Regions from separate parts of the Mus musculus genome. Here all the other regions are linked to region 1. The links are chromatin loops, found by intact Hi-C in ENCODE. Cell type or tissue: left cerebral cortex. All regions are shown on one strand. Links, peaks and the distances in the headings refer to the core of each region. The heading gives the core; the rest is flanking DNA.

Region 1 (8,173 bases), core at 1,143-6,142:
TTTAAATTAATTAATCATAATTTTTTTAGCCTTTACATTAATTTCTACTTATACAATTTACAAAAGGAGCTGTTTCTCTTCTCTCTCTAATTCTCCATTTACTTCCATCTGTCTGTTTGTCTGGAGACAGGGATGCAGATGGGTCTGTAGAAGAATGGACACACAGGTTTGGGGATGGAAGCCATGGTACTTGTTTGTGATTCCTTATAGGAGACACCTTTTAATGAAGTGTAGTGATGGAAAAAATGAGTTTGTCTCCACAGCTGCCCAACAGGACTCAGACTTCAGAGAGTGACACATTAGACTAAGTGACTTTGAGAAAACCTCCAGTCCTCAGATGATAATTCCGCCTCAGTAGAATGCCTAGACTTACTTTCGAGGTTTGTTGTAGATGAATACAGTAAGCAATGAGCTGAAAGGACTAAGAAAGTGAGAGTTAAAATTAAAGAATGAGGTGATTTTTAGAGGACTCGACTCAGACATTTCTCATGGAGTACATTTAGATAAAGTCTCTGTTTTTCATCATTGAGAAATTGTTATTTTTCTGATGTTATAAATTGAGGGTTGTCCAATTCATCTGTCCACCTATTGAAGCTAAACAGTTTGGAACAGGTTATTTAGCATTTTAAGTTTATAGTGTTTTGAATGGAAGAATCAACTCTCATGCATTACAGATAGACTTGTGTATGGTGCGAGCATTTCTGATGCCCATGGAGCAGCATTGTTGGCTGTGTTTCTGTCTTGTCAGAGCTTTGGAACTCTGCTGCCTTTATTGTTTCTAGAGAGCTTTTTATCTGAGCAAAGGGAGGCATGTAGGTTACATACTTTACTATAGTTTAATACTCAAGAACAACAAAACTTTTCAAAGCTTCTAAAACTCATTTTTTAAGAAATGCCAAATTGAAAAGTTTCAGGCAGGAATAACCATTAGATAACATGCAACCATTAAAAGGCAGATCTGAAAGTCAGAGAAAGCGTTGTGATGTAACTCAACTTTCTACAGGTTCTCAGTTATAGCAAAGGCTCATCGTTTCTTTATTTAGATTTTCCTGATAATTCTATTTCTCAAATATGTTTCTCCGTGTGAGTGACCTGGACTAAAGAAAAGTAAATTACATACAGAATAGTTTGCAGCATTTTAAAGGTGTTATATATATTATTTAATAATATCACAGTTATTTCACTTCTAATGTATATTTCCTCTTATGTAGACTGCTACAGTTATAATTGTAGAGCATGCTTAAAGCCAGCATATGACTTTTACCAGAAGTTATTTTATGGTATTTAGGTCACATTGCATACCTACAACAGTGTGGTTAATGCTGGCTGTATGGTTTATAATAAATGCTGGTATTGTACACCTGAACAGCAACAATATAGTTTATTAGCAAAAACTGTCCTCACAAAAATTTTCTTAAAATCTTAGCTGAAGTTTTTTAAAAGATATTTTATAATATAGAGAGAATGACCATCTGTGTGAATAATAACAGACTTTAACTGTTTTAATTACTGATTTTAGCTTGCGTGATTTCAGATGATAGTGCCTTTCGTTGAAAATATTCATTTGAAACTGTTTTATATAATATAATCCTGAAAATTAACTTCTATTCCTTAGTTATACATTGCATTATTTTATAGATTTTGATTGATTTTGAGAGGGTAATGAATGTACATTGTGGCATTCATGCAACTAAAAAGACAACTTGAAGGAATAAGTTTCCTCATTCCAGGCATGACCTTTAGATTAACTCAGGTAATCAAACTTGGTGGCAAACATCGCTAGCCATTTCTCAATGCTTCCTTATACTGCCTCCAAAATCTTAAACCATATTCAAGTCTTAGAAAAGTTTTGGTGTACTTTATCTGTGTGTCCTCTAGGGGGCACCAAAGGATCTAATTGTAGATATTTCTCTGCTGATTCCAGAGGCTACTGATCTGTTTTTACAATCTAACAGGTGTGTGGAGAAATGCGCTTTCAGTTGAATAAAACCAAAATGGAGAAGGATGAGGTGGAAAAGGAACACAGAGAATACAAAGCAAAGTCTCACAAGGATCTTGAAATGAAAGTCCAGGTAAGGAAGCACGCTGGCACAGTCAGCTGTGAGCTGTTAGTAACATGTTTTCTGAAGTTGCTGTGGTTTTATCCCTAAGGCACTATTTCTCTTATAATGTTTCTAACTAATGTAAGGACCCAGTTCATACTATTAAAAGAATTTCATTTATAGACGCCTGACATGAAGTAGTGAGAATCAACTGCTTGCATATGAAATTCCAATTTGACAGTTCATAAATATACATTTGGATATGTATCTATTACTTAGAAAAAGTTTTAAAAAATGTTCTAATGCACAGTTTGAACCTAAAATATACGCACATAAAGTTCTTGAAAGATGCCAACTTGCATCCAATTTTAAATGAGAAACTTTAAAATTTGTAAGATGAGATGAGTTGATATGTAAATATGTCAATCAAATTGATTGTTGGCAGAGTTGGACCAGTTTTAACTACGATAGCCATGAATCTGTGTGCTCAGGAAGCCTAAATACAGTGAAATTAGAAATGTTAGGGAAAATGCTACTCGCTTCAATTTCAGTTTGAACAGATGTTTTATGTTATAACTCTGTTGAGATTGTATAGATACTCCAATTTTAATTGACTCTGGGGAAAGCTTTTAAAGAGAACGTTCTGGCAGATTGACTTTTGATGTTCTATTTTTATGTTACATTATAGGCCATTGAAGGTTTGCATTCTTTACAGCCAAGAAAAGCAGATTGTGTATTCTATTAAAATAATATGACTGAGGTATCAGTATCAATAATTTAGAGATATCCGTACAGTTCAGAAGTAGGTGACTCCAGATAATTTTACAACATATTTCTAAGCAAGGCTTTCTATCATATTTTCAACATATTTTCCCTTTCAAGCCGTCAGCTGTTGATGACAAATGACATAAATGCAATGGGGAAAGTATTAAATATGGAAGTGCTAATGAAGCCCTGTGCAGAATACTTCAAATCACAGCCGAAACCCAGACAACCAGAACAAAAGTAGTTTTTATATGAGTAGATGCAACTTTATGATGAGTTCTACATCTTAGAAGATCTTTCCATATTAGCATGTACTGATTTTATTTTGTCCAGTTGGGGGCGTCCCTGATAGTAGAATGGAAAGTTCCCTCAGTCAAGGATTGAAAGCCTAGGACTCCTAAGCAAGTGGAGTGCTCTCTTCCTTCTGATATCCTACAGGGTTTTGCAGTCAGGTTGGCACACTCTGTAATATTAAATATCTTTTGAGTTATTATACTGAACTACAGAAGTATAATATTTCCTACTAATAGAACACAGAAGCAAAGAGTTTGGGGATGATTTAAAATCACATTATCATGTTTAGCAATACAAAAAACAAAGCAAAACCCTACAGTAACAAGAGTGAGTGTCTTAGGAAATGAATAACCTAGATTAAATCCCTTCTAGTGTCTGTTTCTTTAGCATGCTGTCTTCTTAATCAGCCCATAATGCTACAAAGGCTGAAACTGAAGGAGAGCGTCCGTGCTCCCTGGTGGACTGAAATACTAAGTTTCTCTGGTCATCTTTAGTGGTGCCGTTGCGGTGAAGCTGTACCCTCGGGGAGGACCCAGTTTGTAGCAGTAAACCTGTGAGGGTGAGGAGAGGTTTGCATGCTCCTGTTTTTTCCTGGAACAGAATGTGAGGAGAGTTTGTAGGTGCTCTTTGTAACTGGTTTGTCCTGAACAGACAGTTTCAGACGTAGTCGCTTCTCATTCCCTGGGTGATTTGGAGCAGCAAAGCAGCAGTTGTTCTTTGGTCTCTCAGCCATGACCTGACCTTCTGTCTGTAAGTCCGAAGAGTTATTTAGCTTGGCCACCATCTGCACCCAGGAGAGAAATTTACATTTAGCTTTGAAAAGCTGGACATGTCAAGCACTTATCTGCAATACCTACCATGATATAAAACATATTTAATTTTAAAGCCTTGTGTATCATACAGTCATCATAACCAGGAGACTGTCTCTTGGGTTGCAAACAGGTGTTCCCCATAATGCATCATTTTATTCATATTTTAGCTAATCTGGCCACTTGGTAGGTTTTGAAAGTAGGTGGGAAACTGAGCTGGAATGTGGTGAGCACAAGAGCCTCTTTGATGTATACACAGCCGGGCAAATGCTTGACCACTGGAATGATTTTCCTCACGACCTGAGCCTTGACTCTGGCATAATTAGAAAGAAAGGTTAGAGGGGGAACAATGGCTGTCTCTTCCGCCCACTTTCTTCTTTTCTTCTTATATTGTGTCAGGACCCATGGGTGAATTACCCTTCCCATCAGCTCTTTTGTATCGCTCAGGCTTGGAGAGCTGCTGTCAGTCTCAGGGGCTGCTTCTGCACCACGGAAAACAAAAGGCATTTTGTGTGCAGATTGGGAACTTTGTGCCTTGATTTATTTTCTTTTTTTTTTTTTTCTTCTTTCCTTTCTTTGCTTCTTTTTACTTTCTTTCTTTTTTATATAAACATCAGGTACACACACACACACCCCATCAAGGAACTTAAAAGCATATGAGACAAAAGGAACATTATAAACAACCTGTGCATTTCCAGCACTTAGATTCAGTGTGTGTCAATCTTGTCCCACCAGTTCACAGTTTTTTTCTTAACTTCACCTCATTATCATATTTTTCCATCTTAATTTCTAATTTTCCTTTCTCATTGTCTTTCTCTACCTCCTCTCCTTTCACAAAAATATTTAAAACAAATCTCAGATATTTATTATTTTACCTACAAATATGTTATTGAAGGAAAGGCTCATATTATCATATTGTTACTTTGAAGAATATTAACAATAATTACTAGCAAATAGCATGAAGCTTATGTTGACATTTCTTTTTCTCAAAAAGTGTTTTGTAGTTGGTTTATTCCAAAATGTAGAGCAGGTGTGTCTTTGTCTGTTCAAATGGTGCAGTACTGTCTTCTTTAAAAGTAAGTGAAAAGGACACTTGGTAAGCATGTTAGCTTTCTTTATTAGGTTTCCCTCTGAAGGCTTTGTGCTCCGTACTGTGCCGGTCGCCCTGCCAGAGCTGCACCTTCGTCCTCTGATACACTGTGAGCATGTGGCCGGGTTGTGCCTTTGTGTCTTCTCACGTTCCAGAAGGGGCCAGAAACTCTGAAATGCAAACTGCATCATTTCAGAGTCCTGTATTTCAGGTTCAGGAACTTTCAGGAAACTCTGGCTACATTACAGGGTTAGCTCATTTGAAATGAAAGATGCATCTTTGGAATTTTCTTTGTTAATTTTGAATTAAATAATTGAGTCTCAAAGATATTTCTTTGTTGCCTCTCGCCTTTGATCAGGGTCCAGGGCAAGTAAAAAACAGAAAAGAGAAATGTGTTGATAAAGGTACTCGTAGCAGGCTTTGCTCTCCTTATTCTTCAGTCTCTTGTGCTCCTCCTTTTCTTCCTCCTCCCCCCAATCATCGTATTTTAAATTTGTTATGTGACTTAGGGATGTATAAAGCACAAGGGCACATATAGAGGTGGGATGGGGAGGCATGATCCAGAGAGGCCAGAGCATCTGAGGAAGCTGTTCATTGTCTGTCTGAGCTCTGAAGCTGCAAATGATAGCTTAGGAGAATGTTCTGAGAGTAGGGCACACTGACAGACTATGGTGATGGGAGACCCTACCAGAACATTTCATTGGTTTTGTGACTTGCTTTTGCGTCGAAGAGATAGATGAAGCAATGTGTACTGTACTACACAAAGTTAATGTGTGTGTGGTAGAATGAAAGAAGCCAGTTTCGTGGGGCATCTGTAAAGCCTGGTGCCCGTTGAATAGTGAAAAAAATTGTTTGTGGAATTAAACAAGATAGCGAAGAATATAGTCTGAGAGACTGCTTTGAAAAGTGTGGCACATTGAAATTATCCAGGTTGGAAGGCAGCAGAGTTGGGAAAGCAGAATTTGCCTTTGTTCCTTTTGATGACCATAACAGAGCTGCTAAATGTTGTTCAGAAATACCACACTGCCAGTGAGCATAATTATGAAGTGAGAAGGGCTCTTTGTAAACAAGAGATGCAGTCTGCTGATCACAGAGAGGTTGGGGGGGGGCTTCCTACTTAATGGAGGAAACCTGGGTGTTGGGGGGTCGTGGTGGTAGTTTTGGTTGTGGTTAGAAACCTTGGTGGAAAAGAAGGCTATGGTGGCAGAGGTGGTAGTTATGGAGGTCGATACAATGTATTTAGAGATGATGGTGACAGCTATGGTGGTAATCCTGGCTATAGATAGAGGAGACTAAGGCGGTGGTGGACCAGGATATGGAAACCAAGGTGGTGGATATGGTGGTGGAGGAGGCTGTGGTGGGATTATGATGGAGAGAATTTTTGGTGCAAGTAACTCTGGTGGTGGAGGAAAGTATAATGACTTTGAAAATTATGATGGACAACAGCTATCAAATTGTGGGTCCATGAAGGGGGCATGGTTGGTGGAGGATGCCCAGGCAATCCCTATGGTGACAGCTATGGATCTGGCTGTCGAAATGGTGGATCTGCTGGCAGAAGGTCTAGCAAACAGCAGAAAATGGCTATAGTTCTTAGAAAAAGAAGGTGGAGTTGCCAGGAAAGCTGCAGGTTACTTTGAGACAGCCGTCCCAAATGCAAGACGAACTGTAAGGATCAGCCTCAGAGGGAGCGACGGTCCATAGTTAGAAACATCTGCAGCTTCAAAGGGAAGCCCTCTTGTTCACAACTGTCATAGCATGGTTTACAAAACATTATTAATTAATGTAGTGCAGTAACAGATATGCATTTCTGAGGTCAGTTATCTCCTGTAGCTTCATCTTCTCCCCCCACCCCTTTTTATACCAAGTATATTGCCTTGCAAATTGCTGTATAGTGATGGTGCCAGAAATAAAAAAATTAAGGAATATTTAACTTCAGAACAAAACCAGTGCTTGCCATGCCTGGCACTTTCTGGTTTCTGGGATCAAATTCCTGTTCTCACCCTGCTCAGCAAGTGCTTTCCTGACTGACTGCCCACCCTCCCAACCCTATCCCCCCCCCCCTCAGGTTTTTCTAGTCACCCTGTGCAGGGTAGTGTGGGAGTCACTCTCCTTTATCCTAAAGGGAGCAAAAAGCTTTATGCTGAAGCTTAGGGCATGGATGGCCACCTCTGTGTCCTGTCCTGACACATGTATGTGTGTGTACATCCCAGCAGCCCAAGTTCTTATCTAGGCTCCTGCTGGGGGCAAAGACAATACAGATCACCAGCTCCCCCACTTAGAGGACCTGTTTCCTTCCACCCAAGTGCAGGTCCCAGCAGTAGTTAGGCTTGGACAAGGCAGGGACTGGAGGAGAACACATTTCTGAGAACCGTTCCAGGGCTGAAGTGACAGGGAAAGACTTCCACAGAGGTGAACTGAAGGTCCATTGGCCCATCAGACTGTCCCAAGATAAAAGTCACTAAAACTTGTGAGACATCGATCAAATACTAGGCCCTTCTTTGCTATTTCTGGTTTTGTGAAGTAAGGTCTCACCATGTAGCCCAGGCTAGTCTAGAACTTGCTATACTCTGTAGCCCAGGCTCTTCTCAGCTCAGGATCTCACTCAGCTAGTTACAAGGGCTTTTCAAAGTGTCCTGTGGGACTGCATTGAGAACATGGTATCAACACATGCCTGACATGCTCCCACCTGATGCCAATATTCCTTGTAGCAGAAAAGAGTTAGCCAATGGAGACTCATTCAAGCTCTGCTTCTGCCTAATTTCACAAGTGAAGTTTTATAAAAACATGAACAATACTTAAGTGTTCCATTTGCTTCGTTCCGGAGTGGGGCTCAGCAGTTAAGAGCACGTGTTGCTCTTGCAGGAGACTGCTGTTAAGTTCCTAGCACCAGCGCTGGGAGCGCACGACCTGTAACTCCAGCTCCAGGGTATCCAACATCCCTGGCCTCTTCTGAAGCCTACACTCACATGCACACTCACCCGCCTACAGACACTTAGTTACAATAGTACAAACAGATCTTTAAAAAGAGCAGAGCTGAGAAGGTGCGGTAGAGACCACAGAGCCCACAAAACCCAGATATTATCATGATTTCTAACCTTTCTAGGAAGAGTTTGCCAGCCCTTCTCCGAGGGCTGTATTACTAGAATTCTATATTACTAGAATGCCTTACTGGG
Region 2 (8,173 bases), core at 1,722-6,721, 100 kb after region 1:
ATGAATGGAAGCATCCACCCATTTCCTTCCTTCCTTAGGTTTTAGTGTTTATCATTATGATAAGGACAGTACATAGCTCAGTCACTTGGGAAAAGGTGCTGTGTCTCTGACTGTTCCTTCGATATACCTGCTGTAGCCTGTAGGTGTGGGACATATTTTTATTGAAGACCCCCAGTTCTTGAAAGGTGGCCTTGAAAAACAGTGCATATTTTGATTTAGAGGAATATCATATGCAACATCTATCTGTAAGAGAAACAATATATCCCGCTTTATCGCGCTCTGCTTCACTCCTTTGACAGAGGGTCTGTCTTGGAACCTAGACAGCAAGCCCTAGAGCTACCTCTGGCTTGGATGCCCACCATTCACAGCTCTGGGGCTATAAGGTGCTTGCAGCACAGCCACAGGCCCACACCCAGCTTCTTACTGAGGTCTGGAGCCTGAAGTCAGGTCCTTAGACTTGCATACCAGGTGCTGTGGTCACTCATCCTCCCAGGGCCTCAACGGCAGCCTTTCTGACATCACTGCCTGTGCTCAGCAGTTGGTTCAAACGGTAGTTTGATGAAATGTACAGGGCATCCTAACTGTCCCGAGGATGTCTGACTTGTGCTGGCTGTGGTGGACACACTGACAAATTCAACATTGAGAATTTCAGCACAGGGCATCTATAATGGGAGAGAAACACCATCTCAAAAAAGCCGGACAAAGAGAAAGATGTCCGACTCAGCAGACTAGGAACTCATTAAGAATGTGTCCTTTCTGTACCTTTTGCACTCTGCCTGAGTTCAGGAGGCCCTCACTAAATGCTGTAACACCTATATCCACTATCTATACATCATCTTTAGATGTATAGAATGGCTGGGTGTAAAGTGTTTGCCACACAAATGTGAGGACCTGTTTGATTCCCAGCACCTACATTTGAAAAGAAGAAAAAAAAAAAAAGAAAGAAAATCCAGGCTTCGTATTTCTTTCAGATTATCCCCATAATAATCCGAGGGCTGAGAAGGCAGAGACAGGGTCCCTGGAGCGCGCTTGTTAGCCAGCCTGGCTGAATTAAAGCCCAGCTCCAAATGACAGCCTGTGTGTCAGAATAAGATGGTGACTCCTGAAGATGATACTCAAGGCTGACCTCAGGTGTCTACATGCACCAACACTTTACCTTTTATAGTTTTCCTCACATTATGGAAAAGCAAAAGTGAGAAAAAAATACGGAACTTGCTGTTCAAAAAATGTGTAACATTTGTTAAAGTTTTTACACCTTTTAATTATAACCTCGCATTGGGGCACTTGCCCAGCCCACGTGTCTTTAGTTACTGTCATTAAGGAATATATACCTAAGGTTTGTATGTGCGCGATAATGAACACCCAGTGGGCCTCACTGAGCGGCAACTGAGGCTGTTGGGTGTGATTTGATCTCATTAGAGCAGAAATGGCGCCTGCTGTTGACTTAGGCCAGGTACTAGCTCAGTGTGTTAGTAGTTGGCCCTTAGTCTGGAAGGTTTTGTAGGTCCCATTTAATGGAGCTACCTACTGAGGTTGGTAGCAGTTGCATCAATGACTCTGACTTCACCAGTCTATGACAGTCACTTGGAAGCAGTAAAGTACTTTTCTAGCTTTTGCTTTCCTCAGTGGCCTGATCCACTAACACTTGATGGTTAAGGTACAGATTATGACAGCTTTTCTCTTAACCAACTAAAATGGGACTTTTCACAATGCTAATGATTTCTATATAAGAGAACCAACATACAGCTGAGGTTGGAAACTTGTCTTCTGTCACCTGACCATGCAGAGACGCCTTTAAAAATTGACACTTGGAAAGAGGTCCCACATTTCCTATTCTAACCAAACACACATACTTCTGTGTCTCTTGTCTTTAAAGTAATTTCTGTGCCTGAGTCTCTAGTGCTCCCTGTTGCAGTGGCTAATGTTTTAGGCAATACTTCTCATTTGAGTTCCATATCCATTATTTCCTTCTCTCCTCTTCCCCCTTACAACTCCTCCCTATATTCCTTCAAATTCATGACCTCCTCTTCTGTAATTATTATTGTTACACATGCATACATGTTATACACATATACATACATATGGTTACACATACATGCCTGTGTGTATATGAAATCTACAAACCCCAATTAGGACAGTTCTTTTGTTTCTTTGGCTTTTGTTTTGTTTTGTTTTGTTTTGTTTTGTTGGAGACTGAATCTATGGAGTAGCCCTGGCTGTCCAAGAACTCACTCTGTAGACCAGGTTGGCTTCAAACTCAAACAGATGCCCACTTCTGCCCCTGCCCCTGCCTCCAGTGCTGGTTCTGCCTCTGCCTTTGCCTCCACCTCTGCCTCCCTATTGTAGTGATTTTGAAGTCTTTGAATCCATGCTCTCAGCTAGTGTTGTTTTGATGTATGAGGTTTAGTTCTGACTACTTCGTCTCTCACAGCCATATATTGGCTGTAGCTCTTCATAGAGAGTGAGGCCTTGTGAGACTCTCCCTCTCTCCCTGTTGGCACACCAGGGAGACTGTATAGGACCATGTCTGTGTGACTGCACTGGGGCAGCGTCCTGGCCATATCCAGAAGACACTGTCTAGCAACTTGTCCTTCATCTTGACTTTGTCTGGATGCGCCCCACCCTTCTTTCACCACCCAGCTAGCACCCTTCACCCTGCACTTCAGGTAGAGCTGCACCGAGTTCCACTGTACACACACAGGAGCTGTCCTAGTGCCTAAAGATTAAGGATGGCATTCTGTGGGAGAAGTATAACCACCCTTCACTTTGGCCGGTTGTACTGTTTATGACCCCAAGATTGTTAGTTCTGAAAAGAATATTGAAAATCTTTAAATAACATGTTTATTCATAAAAATGCCAAGCATCAACACTCAGGAGGCAAAGGCAGGAGAATCTCTTGAGTTCAAAGCCAGCCTGGTCTATAGAGAGAGTTTCAGGACAGCCAGAGCAACAGAGAAACCCTGTCTCGGACAGACAGACAGACAGACAGACAGACAAAGCCAAACCAAACCAAAATGTCAAGCATCACAACATTAATTGCATGAATTCTCTTCAATGGAATCATAAAGTGTCAAGAAAATGACTTGCTGAACACAAAAGTTTTTATCATCATTAGCTGCCAAACGTTCAAAATACCAAAATATCAAGAGGGAACAGACCAGAACTAGTGTGTGTGTGTGCACACGCAAATGTATGGGTGCTCTGTTTTTTTGCATATACAATATGTAAGTAGACATAGATTGTATCCAAGGTAACATATTCCTTGTGCTCTAGCGTGACTGTCTCACAGGTGTGAACTCAGCCTTTGCCTCCCGCTAGTGTGTACATGGAACTCAGTGATTTCTTTGTTTTTTCCAAAGACTTGAAATGCACAAGGATGCTGCTGAAGCGTGTATGTTGGAGGCACTGTAATCTGGAGCACGTGCTACCATACGCCTATGCAAAGGGATGTTCCCCACTAATGCTCAGCTCTGTCCAGGCTGTGCCCACCCTGGAAACTCCCTTCTCACCTGCCTGCCCACCCTTGTTCCCACGTTCCTGGGGAACACAAGGTCTTTGCGCCATATAATTCAGAGTAGCCCAGCTCTGCTTCAGCTCTTCCCTCACATCTTTATTCAAACACACATATATGCAGTCTAGTGTGGGTCTCCAGTATTGCATACAGTTAGCATCGAAGCCTAGTATACCCACACAAAAATGCACACATACTAAAAGAAGACTTCATGAAATCATACTGAATTTTGTCATGGACTTTGCAATATTGATTTCCTACTTTTACTATTTAGAAGGTTGATTTTTGCCTGCCAAATTAATTTTGTGACTTACTTATATGTTGTAACCCCAAGTTTGAATATTTGTGCCACCAAGCTGTCTGCGAACTTTCTGCACAGCCCTTTAGCACCCTGCTTCTCAGATGGCCAAATGATTTCTTCCAAATGCCAGGTGAATTCACACGCAAATGTATGGGTGCTCCATCTTGCCACACACACACACACACACACACACACACACACACACACACACACACACTCAGAGGAATATACTGTCTGCCTCTAGGACAGGAATTATTGGCTTGTTGTCTCCCATTATACTCACTAATAGTCTAGGCTCTCTGTGCTGAATTTGTTTCTTTTGCAAAGGAAAATGCAGACAGTAGGAGCAGGCTCAGTGTGGGTGTTGCTCATCTGGGAAACAGAACTGGAGCCCTGGCTTTAACATTTGGCTTTTTAGATTTATCCCTAGCTCCAAATTCTGCTGTTGCTTTAGAGCTCTATAGGGTGTTTGTTTGTTTGGTTGGTTTTTTTCCTGGTTTGACCTGGTTCCTCACCCCTCCCTCCTTGCTCTGTTTCCTCATGGCTGCCAGGCACCTCCATACCTTCAGTGGGATTCTTAATCTGGAATTATAGTCAGGCCTTCCACCTTCATCAACCATAGGCAAAATGTAGAACTTAGTCATTTCTGGAAGCAAGCAAGTGCATCTCAGTTTGTTGTTTTAGACGCTCCATTGTGCAGGCTGGACTCGCAGTCTGATCCTTCCCAGCCTTCAGGACATTCAGGTTGAATGGAGTCAGCCTGCTCACTGTGCTCTCTCTGTGTGCACTGGTTTTACTCTGGAATCTAAATGCCTCAAGTTGCAGAGTTCATGTCTTTCTGGGTACCGATTGCCCACAGCCTAGCACAGTACATTTTAAATGGGCACTGTGAGGCCAAGAAAGTATTTATCTTAGTACTTTAATTTTTCAAACTTGATTAAATATCATTATGTTGCTAGGTGGAACAGGAAATAATAAAAATAATTCTAAGACTGAGAATTCAGGCCAGGGGGTCGGAGAATTTATGAGATCAGGGTTCGGTTTGGTGATTCAGTGGGTGTCTGTCTCTGCCCCACAGGGCGCTCTGTGGTCACCTAAGTGCTTCAGACTCAGAAACATAGACTGTGCTCAGATGGCTCCAGGCCCTCTGCTAAGCCTGCAGGATCTGTGCAGCCTGGGAACTCGGCTCTAATGAAGCTTGTGTGAGAAGAGATGGCGGCACTTGAGTTTTGCTCTCCCCTTGGCATCCTGTAATGTGGCTCATTTTGTTTTGAAGGTAGCTTGTTCCATGGAAACCAGACAGGGTGTTGTTGAAATAGTAGGCTGATGTCTCAATGTAACATATTGGCCCACTGAGATCCACAAGGGTGTGAATCACAAACCCGCCTCTGTACATTTCTATATAGTGTGAATGTTCAGGATGTGTAAGAAAACCCTGCGAGAGAGCAGGCTATCTGGTTCTGCTATCAATCCTGTTTGGAAATGTGAAGTTGATAGAATAACTGCTGTTCCTGGCTAAAAAGATTCAGCTACATGGAAAAAAAAAGGGGGGGGGGCTTTCAAACCAGGTGCTTTAGTCTCTAACCCAAAGTGCACTTGGTTTGTTTTCTTTGGGCGGTGTGACTGGCACTGTGTATTTAAAGTTCAGCTTTGTGTGTGGTATTCTCCTGTGATGATTTCAGGACATAAAGTAAGATGTTCACAAAAGCCAACCTGAGACCAATACTCTGCGGCAGTTTAGCGGCAAATCCCCGCTCTGGGTATTTAACAGTAATTGGGATCTTTCTATTGGCTTTGCACACGCTCAGATTAGTAGTAAAACCTAAGCCCCTTTCCATTTGGCAAAGGCTCACACTTGAAGCAGCACAAACTCGATTCTGATTGTGCTTTTCATTCGCACCTAGCTGAGATTTTGCCTGATGCTTTTTAAATCCTCTAATTTACATACTGTGGTAAATTTAAAATAAGAACAGATGAAGGCTGCAGAGTTCCCCATTTCACTGATGAATATGGTATTTTGCTTCAGCTATCTAGCTGTTATATATTCAGTGACCTTTAAAACACAGAACGGAAACTCATACAGTGTACATGGTGGGTTATTAGTGTTGCCTTTGTTTTGAGGCTGCGACTCTGAGACTCGGGAGCCAAGCAGAGCACCTGAGTACTAATGCCATAGGACTAAGTTCAGAACTTCCTGTCTGTGCCCAGTCAGCCGGGCAGACAGGCCTAATCCTTGCCTGGTCCTTCTGAAGTTGGGGAGTGCTGTTTCAGGTCACAACAGGGTGTCCTGTCATACCTGCGGGTAAGGCTGTGTCCTCAAAAGGACCCTGTGCTTTTGGTCATGAGTCTGCAGTGCTAATGGGAGGTGGCAGAGCCTCATTGGGAACCTTATTGGACATTTGGGGTGTGCCTTTGGCCAGGATATTGGGGTTCAAGCTCCTTCCTCCACCTTTTGCTTCCCAAGCAGCATGAGATGAGAGGGCAGGATTGAGACTCAACACAAGACCTGGAGACTCTCACAAGACCTTTCTGTCTACCGCCTGCCATCTGCCACTGCCACACCAAGGCTGATGGCCACAGAGGGAAGCAACCACAGACTGAACCCCTGAAATCCTTGACCAGAACCAACCTTCCCTCCCTCTAAGCTGATTATCTAAAGTGTTTTCCACAGTGACCAGCAGAGATCCGGCTTAGGAAGAAAGCTTAGTTTTGAATGGCCACTGTGGATTTGGCTGCAGTTAAAAGCAACAGGTCATCTCATTTAGTAATAAGAAGAATATTTTCCTCCAAAAAACCAAGTTGGGACTCAGAGAATTTAAATTATTCAATAACTGAGATACACTACTAGGAAACTCTACTGTCTAGAAACCTGCACTGCCTCCTTAGGACCCTGCTGGGTCCCCTGCTTGGTAATGATAGCTCTAGACCAGGATTCTTTCACTCTCCCTGAATTTTGCACAGTGATCTATGTGGCTCTTCACAACACATACGTTACTCAACAAATCAAGATTTCAGTGCACATTACAAATGTGCTAACTGCTAGCTGGGTGTCCATAGGAAACTTCTTATAGACCCCACTGTCTCAGTGTCACCTGGACTGTCAGCTTGCTAGTTTCCTTGGGGAGATGAGCTGGAAAACACTTACTGCCTTAGTGTCAGCATAGTCTGCTGAAAGAGTCCCTGTCTCAAACAATGGCAGTCTACTGTCAAATAATACTTTTAATAACCAAAATCAGCATTAATTTCAAATTTATATCTAATACACAGGGTTAAAATTCCATAATACAGGAGAAAATTTTAGGGCACGTTTTTTAAAGAGACCTACAATAGCTTTGGAAGAAAGGATCCTTCTGTTGTCTAATGAAGGGATAGAATTCCTGGGAAACTGTGAGGGTCTGTTTGCCTCGCCTTGAAGAATTGTTCATGTAACCACTTGGCAGCTTAGCTTTTCTCTTCTTGATCCTGCTCATCACTCTGGGAGACCAGAGGCTCTGAAATGTGATGAATGACCCTGATTCAAAACGTCTGACTCCAAATGCAGCTGATAGGAGGCCGAGCTGCTGTCATAGATCTCACTGTAAGCAAACCCAATGTATTACATCCACATTTACAAAATGGATTAGTTAAGTGGTCATTCTTCACTTAGCAACCTAATTTGCAATAATAATTCTCCCTTGTAATGCTTATAAATGTGAGTTAGTTTATTAGAACGCTTTGCCTTGGCCACATTTCAAGTGCAAAGTCCATTTATAATGTTACTCAATAAACCAGTCTTTCCCTATTTGTCCAGCGTTTACTAGAAATAAGTCCATGAGTCAGAAAGGTCTCTACACTTCAGCCATGTATCTTGAGAATGAGGATTAGCGGGGCCCTGATCTGTGCCAAGGGGCCGAGGGAGCTGCGGCGCAGACATTCCTCCCTGGCTCATGTCATCCTAGCTTTCCAATCTCCCTACCCTTCATCCACGGGATGAACCAGGAGCGTGCCACATGGTGGAAACTCCAACTCCTTGGCTTTCTCTCTGGGTTGACATCAGTCACAGATAAGGTCTGAGGAGAGTTACCAGGTCTTGTGTTGAGTCTCAATCCTGCCATGGGCAGTAGGGGTTCATGGTAGCTCTGTGTCTGGCTTGGGACAAGCAGGTAACCTGAGTTCACAGAGCTGGTTTAGTCCTCGTGTGAATGCTTTGGGATACTTCTGAGGCCAGCCCAGCTGGAGCAGGTCACTCTGGAAGTAAAGGTCACTTCCTTCCATCCCTGGAACCAGCTCCCACAAGTTGTCCTCTCATCTGGGCCACCATACAAGTTTAAAAATAATAACTAAGTGACATGAAAGTGGCTAATTTGCTTTTCCCTTTTTGG
Region 3 (8,173 bases), core at 1,722-6,721, 120 kb after region 1:
GCCATACCTGCCATTCCCTGGCTCATCTGAGAGCTCAGATGCTATTTTATAGTTCAGAATAAGCATAAACTGAGCGCTGAGACCTAGGGTACTGGCAGTACATGGCCATCGCAAGGCAAGCATTGTGCTCTGTTGCTGAGAAGAGGACTTTGTACATGCAGTAAAATCGCCAGTGGCTGGAAAAGTTAGTTCATAGCTAACTCTGAGGCTCAGATGTGACAAAAGTTGGCTTATAGAAGGTCGAATGGCTGAGAACAACCAAGGAAGCAGTGGGTTGACCTGAGAGAAGCATTCAGCAAATCTTCATTAACCTTTGAGAGCTCTGAGAGTGACTGGTGAGTCAGCTCCTGGCCTTTCTGAGCCCTGTGGGAACAGAGCATACCGAATATTGATGCCTTGCCTATCATGTCTGACCCCAGCTGGACGCCCTCCCCACACACAGAACCAAGGAAAGGGTAGAATTGACATAGTGAGCTGACCACTTGGATCAGCACATAAAGCTATTCACCGTGCAAGCCTGGTGCTCTGAGTTCGATACCCATCAAGGTAGAAGGAGAGAACCAACTCCATAAAGTTGTTTTCTGAATTTTCACATATATTACACACGCATGCATGCATGCATGCATGCAGACAGACAGACACACACACAGACACAGGTGCACACACATATCATACTCATATGTACACATGCACATTAAAATAATAAAAACATGAAAAACCAGAGCCATGTGAGGTGTGTGTCTAGCACAGCTTCCCTCAGAACATGGAACAGCCACAGTGCGTTCTTCTTTGTCTGTTGTAGCAACACACAGCCTCCTGCAGAAAGAAGGTGGAAGCCAGGTCCTGTGTAACTAGGTTGGAGTAGCAGAAAGGCGGTTAGAGATGGCATGTGTCTGCAGACTGGCATGGTTTCTGGCTTTGTTCTTGTTAAATGGGGTCATCTAGAAATCCTGTGGAGATTCTTAACAAGGACATCTTAAATAACTATTGGTGTTTGTGTTGTAAATTGTGCTCTTACACACTTGAGCACGCCAGCTTCTCTCTTTTTTTTCCTCCCCAAGCCCATTTTTTGCTAACACATTGAAGGTTAGGATATTCTTACTCTGTCTTGTGAATTTGGGATTCATTGGGGGCCTGTATCTGTGAAAAGCCTAATTCTGATTGTTATTCGCCAATTAGAAGAAACTGTCAATCGGATCCCATTTTCTTTCCAAGTGTACACAGCCTGGAATTTGTCAGCCTCTGAGTTTCTTGAAACAATGCAATTAAACTGTAACATATTTCCTAACATTCTTAATTAAGACAGTGACTGGAAAATGTAGATTAACAGAAGTTCCTGTTTTTATCAACATATTTTCTGTCTTTCCACCGCCCTCACATGCCCCTCCCCCCAGCGTCTTACTTTCCCTGTCTGATGTCAGTTTCGGCCACGTGTACATTATGAGCATGGCGCTGAAGAAACCAAGTACAAAATTCTCTTTTCATTCCGAGCTGCCCGCCCCGCACCACACGCACTGTCTGTTACATGTCGCTTCTTAGGAGGCTCAGCTGCGAGTTTCTTTCTAAACGCAAAATGTTTCTGAAGGAAGGAGTTCAGGTTGGGCAGATTGTGCTAGAGAAATCTCACTGTCTCTGAGGGGAACTGATACGCTGGCTGATTGTTCTGTGCAGGCTCAAACTGGCGCTGTCTGCAAAGTTCAAGAGTGTCTGGAAACTGAAATATGAGGGCAGCTCAGGAGATCGAGCAGACAAAGCATTTGGAGGGGAATTTCTAAGTAGGGCTTACAAGTGAAACTCTAAAGTGTAACTTTGTAGAGGGGCAAAAATCAAGAATGAAGGCCTGGGCATAAAGCATGCCCACTGGAAATATTTTCAAGGACTCACGGGTACAGTTTTCCAGGGCACATTTGAGGGTTGATCGGAAAACCCGCTGGGGGGGGGGGTCATCCAGCACCTTTTGATTGTCACCTCTTTGAGTGAGTTCTTAAGTCTTGCCAGTTTCAATTAAGTCACAAGAGAAGCTTAATTACTTCATAGAAATTAAAACGAGCGGTAATATTTCTTTGGCCTCTCTATTAGCCAAGATTTTTTTCTCTTTAATTAAAAATTGGGTCGTCCATGATCATCAACAAACAATGATTCACTTATTTGTTTACCAATAAGGAATTAGAATTAAAGACAGCAAATACAAACCCACAGCACCTCTTGCATCGCCGGGAAATCAACCTGTTTTTCACATTGCTTCTCAGGAGAATGAAATTGGGCCGCGAGCATGGAGTTAATGAAGCTTTCACCCATCTCCTCCCTCAACTGCCAGCTCGCTTTAATCCCCTCCTTCTGCCAAAGTCCAGAGGCCCCGGGAGCCCCTGTGGAGCCTCCCTAGCCAGATGCTAGGCACCCAGCCGGCCCCTGCAGGTGCCGGCCCTCTCATGGTGGGCAGGGGGTGCTGGCCAAGCCACCGGTATCCAGAGGCGGAACAGGCGGGCGCGCCCCCGTGGCCCATGCGGAGCCCTGTGGCTGGCTGCACCTGCAGGAGGACAATTGCCCAGCACGGGGTGGCCAGCCGCACTGGAGGCTGTCGCTGTTGTCTGGGCGGGGTGCGGCCTGGGTTCAGAGCAGGCGGTGCAGGATCTAAGTGCACAGCTGCTCCTCTTCTCTGAAAACTAAGACAGAAGCAGTTTGTTGGCAGCATCCAGAGGGAGAAATCAAAGTCTACCTTTGGTTTGGCTGAAAATGATCTCCAAGGGTGAGTTAGTGTATTCTCGGGGTCAGGGAGTACGCATAGTCCCTGACCATTACCTCTCAAAATGGTGCCGGGCAGCCAGTGAGGAGTGGCCGGCCGGGTGAGAAGGCGCCGTGCACGGCCTGTACAGCGGTGTTGCCTTCCTGTCCTGATCTGCTGTCAGGACCCTTGTGTCTCTGCCCACACCAAACAAGGAAATGGCAGGTAGGGGGACATGCTTAGCGATTAGCACAACCCAGAACTTTTGTTTTGAAAATGCAGCTCCTTTGGCCTCTGTCTCCTAGGACTGGGTACAAGGCCCTTTATCTTCTGCCCATCATTCAGTGCAGGGGAGCCTTACAAAATTAGAGCGCAAAGCCCCTAGGCCCCTCTGAGACCATCACGGTCACACTTGGTGGTAGGCGGATTTCTGAGTTCGAGGCCAGCCTGGTCTACAGAGTGAGTTCCAGGACAGCCAGGGCTACACAGAGAAACCCTGTCTCAAAAAAACCAAAAAAAAAAAAAAAAAAAAAAAAAAAAAAAAGGAAAGAAAAGCAAAGCAAAGCAAAGAAAACAAGAAAAAGCCCTGCCCTCTAAGGGTACATTGCCTGCCCTCTTAGGTGCTTCAGGCGGGAACATGCTGCTGCGGAGGATAACCTGAGGTGAGACACTTGGGAAGTTGGTTAACTTACACGTTCTTAAAGAAAAATGAGTAAGGTGTGTGGAGCCTCAGCTGGCTGCCTTCCACTCCTTAAAATAAGAACATTCTGTGGTCCAAGTGTTAAGTTTACCCCTCACCCCCACCCACAGTGGCATGTAACTGGGCCGGATCTGTCTGTTGCGATGCCTGAGCCCACTAGAAACCAAATGAGCCCTCCAGCCGGTCTAATCACTCTGATCTGTCATGGACCTTCTAGCTGGAAGAGTTATGCCATCATATTATCCCAACACTCATCACCATGTGGAGGACCCCCTTTACTAAATGATTTATTACTCTTAGCAGAATTCCTCTGGCTGCAGATTTTATTTCTGAGTCGCTCTGTTCAGCTCAATTGGTCTCCTTCAGTTACCGTGGCAACCAGCAGATGGGGTTCTTTGACAAGGGTCAGCGGGGAGGCTGCCTCAGTGTTAGAGGGAAGAGAAACTAAATAAAAAGCTTTCAGCACTGACAGGTTCTCTAGCCCATAGCCAGGAGTTGTTATCAAATTACTAGCATTAAAACCTAATTAAGATGTGTGCCAGTAGGTACACCGTAGTGACTGAATCTGGTTACTTAGCTGCCGTGGGCTCACTCTTCCTCCATCACACCTCTGTGACCAATTTGGCCACCCTAAGGATGGTCCAGTTGGAAGGAAATGGCGGAGGCCCTCACTTGACACCCTCCATGAGGGCTGAGGTCCCTAGAGCAGCAGGACTTTATTAGAAGAGAATCTTCCTCAAACAGGGCACTGTGCCTCCAAGCCCTGGGGCAGCGGCTAAGCAGAGCCCACACATGATAGCTGCATACCTTCCTTTAAGACTAGTGTTGGCTTAACTTGGGAGAGCTTCACCAAAGTGAAACTGAGCACCAAGTGCTCCAGACTGGAAAGGCAGCCTGACAGTGCAGAGGTTCTCTTCTGTAGCAGGCAGAGATGATAGCTTTAGGTCAGCAAGGAAACTGGTGGTTACTCTAGGTAGACTTGTGATCTATAGCAATAATAGAGTAAGGTAGTTGCCAGTAAGCAGTTCTGTAAGGGTTCACTTCTCTTTAGGAAACACTGCAACATCAAAGAGGAAAGGACAGTGGGGCGTGCCATTCACTGTGTGCTCAAAAAAGAATCCTGGATGGTAGAGCAGAGGACAGGAGGGGTGACATGGGACACTGAGGAAGGAAGCTCACTTGAGTCCAGTTCAGTACCAGCCTGGGCTACACAGCCAATATACTAAAGAACAGAAGGTTAAAGAGAGAACAAAAGCAAAGGGCCTGGAGAAGGTGGCTCTACAGTGAGAGCACCGGCTGATCCCCCAGAGGGTCCTGGTTTGATCCACAGCATCCACATGGTAGCTCACAGCTACCTGTCTAACTCCAGTTCAAGGGATTAACTCCCTCTCCTGGCCTCTGGAGGAACCACATCATATCCACCAGCAAAAACCCCCATATGTACATTAAAGTAAGGTGGGTGGGTGATTGTTTTGCTCTGTGTTTTCAAGACACGGGTTCTCTGTGTAGCCCTGGTTGTCCTGGAACTCTGTAGACCTGACTGGTCTTGAATTCAGAGATCTGCCTCTGCCTCCTCTGCCTCTGCCTCTGCCTCTGCCTCTGCCTCTGCCTCTGCCTCTGCCTCTGCCTCTGCCTCTGCCTCTGCCTCTGCCTCTGCCTCTGCCTCTGCCTCTGCCTCTGCCTCTGCCTCTGCCTCTGCCTCTGCCTCTGCCTCTGCCTCTGCCTCTGCCTCTGCCTCCCAAGTGCTGGGATGAAATGTGTATGTCACCACCACCTGGCTGCAAAGTAACTTTTTAAGGAGAAAGAACAACTGTGGAGAGGTGAGAGGGAGAGAGGAACCAGGTAGAGCAGGTCTTCCCCACAGAACTGGGATAGAGGGATGTGGAATTCCTTGGTGGTGTTCTTACAACTCTTTAGACGCTGTGTGTCACAGAGTGCAGACACTGACAGGTGATATGAGGGAGGAGGGTTTTTCCTGCCTCAGCTCCAGATGGCCCTGAGCCCTGGGCTCAGCACTGCAGACTGCTTTTACAGCCGCATCTTTTCCCAGCCCTATTGTCTTCAAGAGCCATGCTTAACCAGGACCCTGCTCTTACTTTAGGAAGAACTAGTTGGCATAACTCAGGCTTTAAGCAAGTGAGTTTCTGGGTTCTTTAAGGTTCAAAGAAAACAACTTTGTTTTTTGAGACACTGAAATGGAACCTGGGTCCATGATTATGCCACAAAGTACTTTGCTACCCAGCAGCATCCCTAATGGAGAATCTGAAATGCTTGGCCTGCCACTTGTCCTTGTACTGCAATCATCCGTCCATGACCAGATCCCTAAAGGTACTGGGGCTCAGCCTGGCAGGTAGCTCTAACCGTCTGAGAAAGTGACAAAGGAGGGATGTGCGCCCATCCCTCGATGCTCTAAAGTCTCTGGTGGAAGCACTGTTTTAGGCAGGAACTCCGTGGTGGAGTTCAGTGGCACTGTTGGACGCTTAGGGGACTTGTGGAGTGGCAGGGCACATTCAGGATGCCTGAATACCTCCCCTGGTGGTGTGCTGCTTAGCAGGTGACCGAGGAAGGCTCAGTGAAGCCACCTTAGCAAGCATCCTGAGAGCAGTATCGTGTTTGCAGCTTCCTTCCACCTCCCACCCCCACTGCCAGCACTATTCTTTGGTCTCAGTGATTGCTACTGGGACTGGCCTGAAATGATTTGCTACTGGTCTGCCACAAGGCAAGAACTGACATAGGGTAGCCAGAAAACCACAGACATTTTAAAATGCAGCTGTGCGCATATTGTACTGCACAAAACCACCAGCATGCAATAGATTGAAAATTGAGAAAGAATTAAAAACAGTACCAAATCTGTTATCCTCCCTGAGCTAGCAGAAGGGCAAAGAAGGAAGTTTCTCTTCTTTCCTCACTCCAGCAGCCCTCAGAACCTGTGTAGCCAGTGTTTTCTAGAATGCTGCAGAGGGTCACTGTTTCAAGGCTCTTGTCTAAATTCTTAGGCTTAGTGTTCTACAGAAGACAGACAAATTGACTGACTCCCCCATTCCTCTCATCCTCCTTCGTTTCTGTCTGTCTTACTGCTGGGATGTAACTCAGAGCTTTTAGTTGATAGACAGCCTTTTGCCACTGAGCCACACCCCTGAGGTCTGGGTTGGGGCTATAGTTCTGTGGTAGAACACATGCTTAGTCTAAAGCTAGAGTTCTATCCGAGCACCTCAGAAGATAGATAGATGATAGATAGATAGATAGATAGATAGATAGATAGATAGATAGATGATACATGGATGGATGGATGGATGGATGGATGGAGGAAGGAAGGAAGGACAGATGGACTTTGAGTCCAACACCATAGGTCCCTGTCCTAAATGCCTCCACAGGCTGTCTCACTGGGGCAGTCACCTTACACTGTCTGGCAGAACTTTCATCATAATGGGCTGAAATATGACTTCTCAGGAACCTCTCAGCTCCAGCATGGCATTTACCACCATCACTGCCCTCAAGAACCCTGTTCTGTCTCTGTGGGCAGCAGACCAATAGAGAACTTCTCTGAAAAGGAAAGGGGCAACAGTTCTGGGAAGGTGTAACTCTCCCCAGAATCATTTAAATCATTTTTGAACCAGGGTGGGTGTACTGGCTAGTTTTGTGTCACCTTGACACGGCTGGAGTTATCACAGAGAAAGGAGCTTCAGTTGGGGAAATGCCTCCAGGAGATCCAGCTGTAAGGCATTTTCTCAATTAGTGATCAAGGGGAAAGACCCCTTGTGGGTGGGACCATCTCTGGGCTGGTAGTCTTGGTTCTATAAGAGAGCAGGCTGAGCAAGCCAGGGGAAGCAAGCCAGTAAGGAACATCCCTCCATTGCTTCTGCATCAGCTCCTGCTTCCTGACCTACTTGAGTTCCAGTCCTGACTTCCTTGGTGATGAACAGCAGTGTGAAAGTGTAAGCTGAATAAACCCTTTCCTCCCCAACTTGCTTCTTGGTCCTGATGTTTGTGCAGGAATAGAAACCCTGACTAAGACAGTGGGTTTTGGCCAAGGACGTTTACATTGCAAAGCAGCCACTGACAACATAAAACCCTGTGCATGAGTTCTTCATCATGTAATCTGTCTGACCACATTAATGAGAGGGAATTATGTAAAATGCAGTGGCAATTTTTAAGTATTGGAACAAAGTATACAACTTTAAATTAGCATGGTTCAGTCGCCAGAATTAATTACCTCGAACAGTGATTAGGGTAATTGGATTTTCAAAACTTGTACTCAGTGCAGTGTTAGGATTGTGTAGCTGGTGATGTGGGGGGATGGGAGTGTAGCAAACCCGGTGCCGCTGTGCTTAGGGAAGATGGGGAGCTGGGAAGGGAATGGCTGTCTCCTCGGCTGAGGCTTCTCCCCCCACCCCCAACAGGTACTGCTCGATTTGTGCTTGATGGGCTCTGTGCCCCACCCTGAGCAGCTTAGGTTTCTGAGCACAGGTGAACAGTGTGCGTGTGCATGGCTTTCAGCAGGCCTGCACTCTCTGCAAGCTGAGTCCCATATGCAGTTCATAGTCTGCGGTAATGCAGGCTGGTTGCACACACTGTTCATAGTCTTCTCCTCCTGGCTTTTCCAGGGTATGGATGCCCATGCGCCAGGTCCGATGGCTGTGCTTGGAAATAAGGTTGGAAGTGTTACTTCGGAGGACTTGAACTGAGAGGAACCCAGCCTGAAGTAGACTAGCCAGTATGAATGGATTCTGAATAGTCACCCCTGCTTCCAC

The links. Hi-C counts contacts between places; a loop is a spot of excess contacts. Peaks named below come from ENCODE experiments on the same cell type or tissue, not always from the same donor. Only the 100,000 strongest peaks of a DNase experiment are listed, where the experiment ranks them.
Region 2: it touches region 1 in a loop (3-fold over the local background); 6 of 42 quality-filtered maps call a loop at or near these places.
Region 3: a loop joins it to region 1, with 2.7 times the contacts of the local background. A loop is called at or near these places in 7 of 42 quality-filtered maps.

Annotation. Positions count from the first base shown.
Region 1 is chr1:176,876,035-176,884,207 of GRCm38, forward strand. It overlaps Sdccag8 (serologically defined colon cancer antigen 8), which reads left to right. Exons shown (of 18, transcript NM_029756.3): 12 at 1,956-2,072. Among named protein-coding and RNA genes, the nearest start is that of Gm15423, 61 kb to the right of the region's middle. In left cerebral cortex, for the core only: CTCF peaks have their summits at 1,875 (motif pointing right) and 3,117 (motif pointing right); DNase peaks (open chromatin) are centred at 1,896 and 3,154; H3K27ac peaks cover 454 bases.
Region 2 is chr1:176,975,258-176,983,430 of GRCm38, forward strand. All of the region lies in intron 16 of Sdccag8 (serologically defined colon cancer antigen 8), which reads left to right. Among named protein-coding and RNA genes, the nearest start is that of Gm15423, 38 kb to the left of the region's middle. In left cerebral cortex, for the core only: no CTCF peak of the experiment used is centred there; DNase peaks (open chromatin) are centred at 4,191, 5,132 and 5,749; H3K27ac peaks cover 2,550 bases.
Region 3 is chr1:176,995,472-177,003,644 of GRCm38, forward strand. The region is part of intron 16 of Sdccag8 (serologically defined colon cancer antigen 8); the gene reads left to right. Among named protein-coding and RNA genes, the nearest start is that of Gm15423, 59 kb to the left of the region's middle. In left cerebral cortex, for the core only: CTCF peaks have their summits at 3,803 and 4,804 (motif pointing left); a DNase peak (open chromatin) is centred at 3,769; H3K4me3 peaks cover 24 bases; H3K27ac peaks cover 196 bases.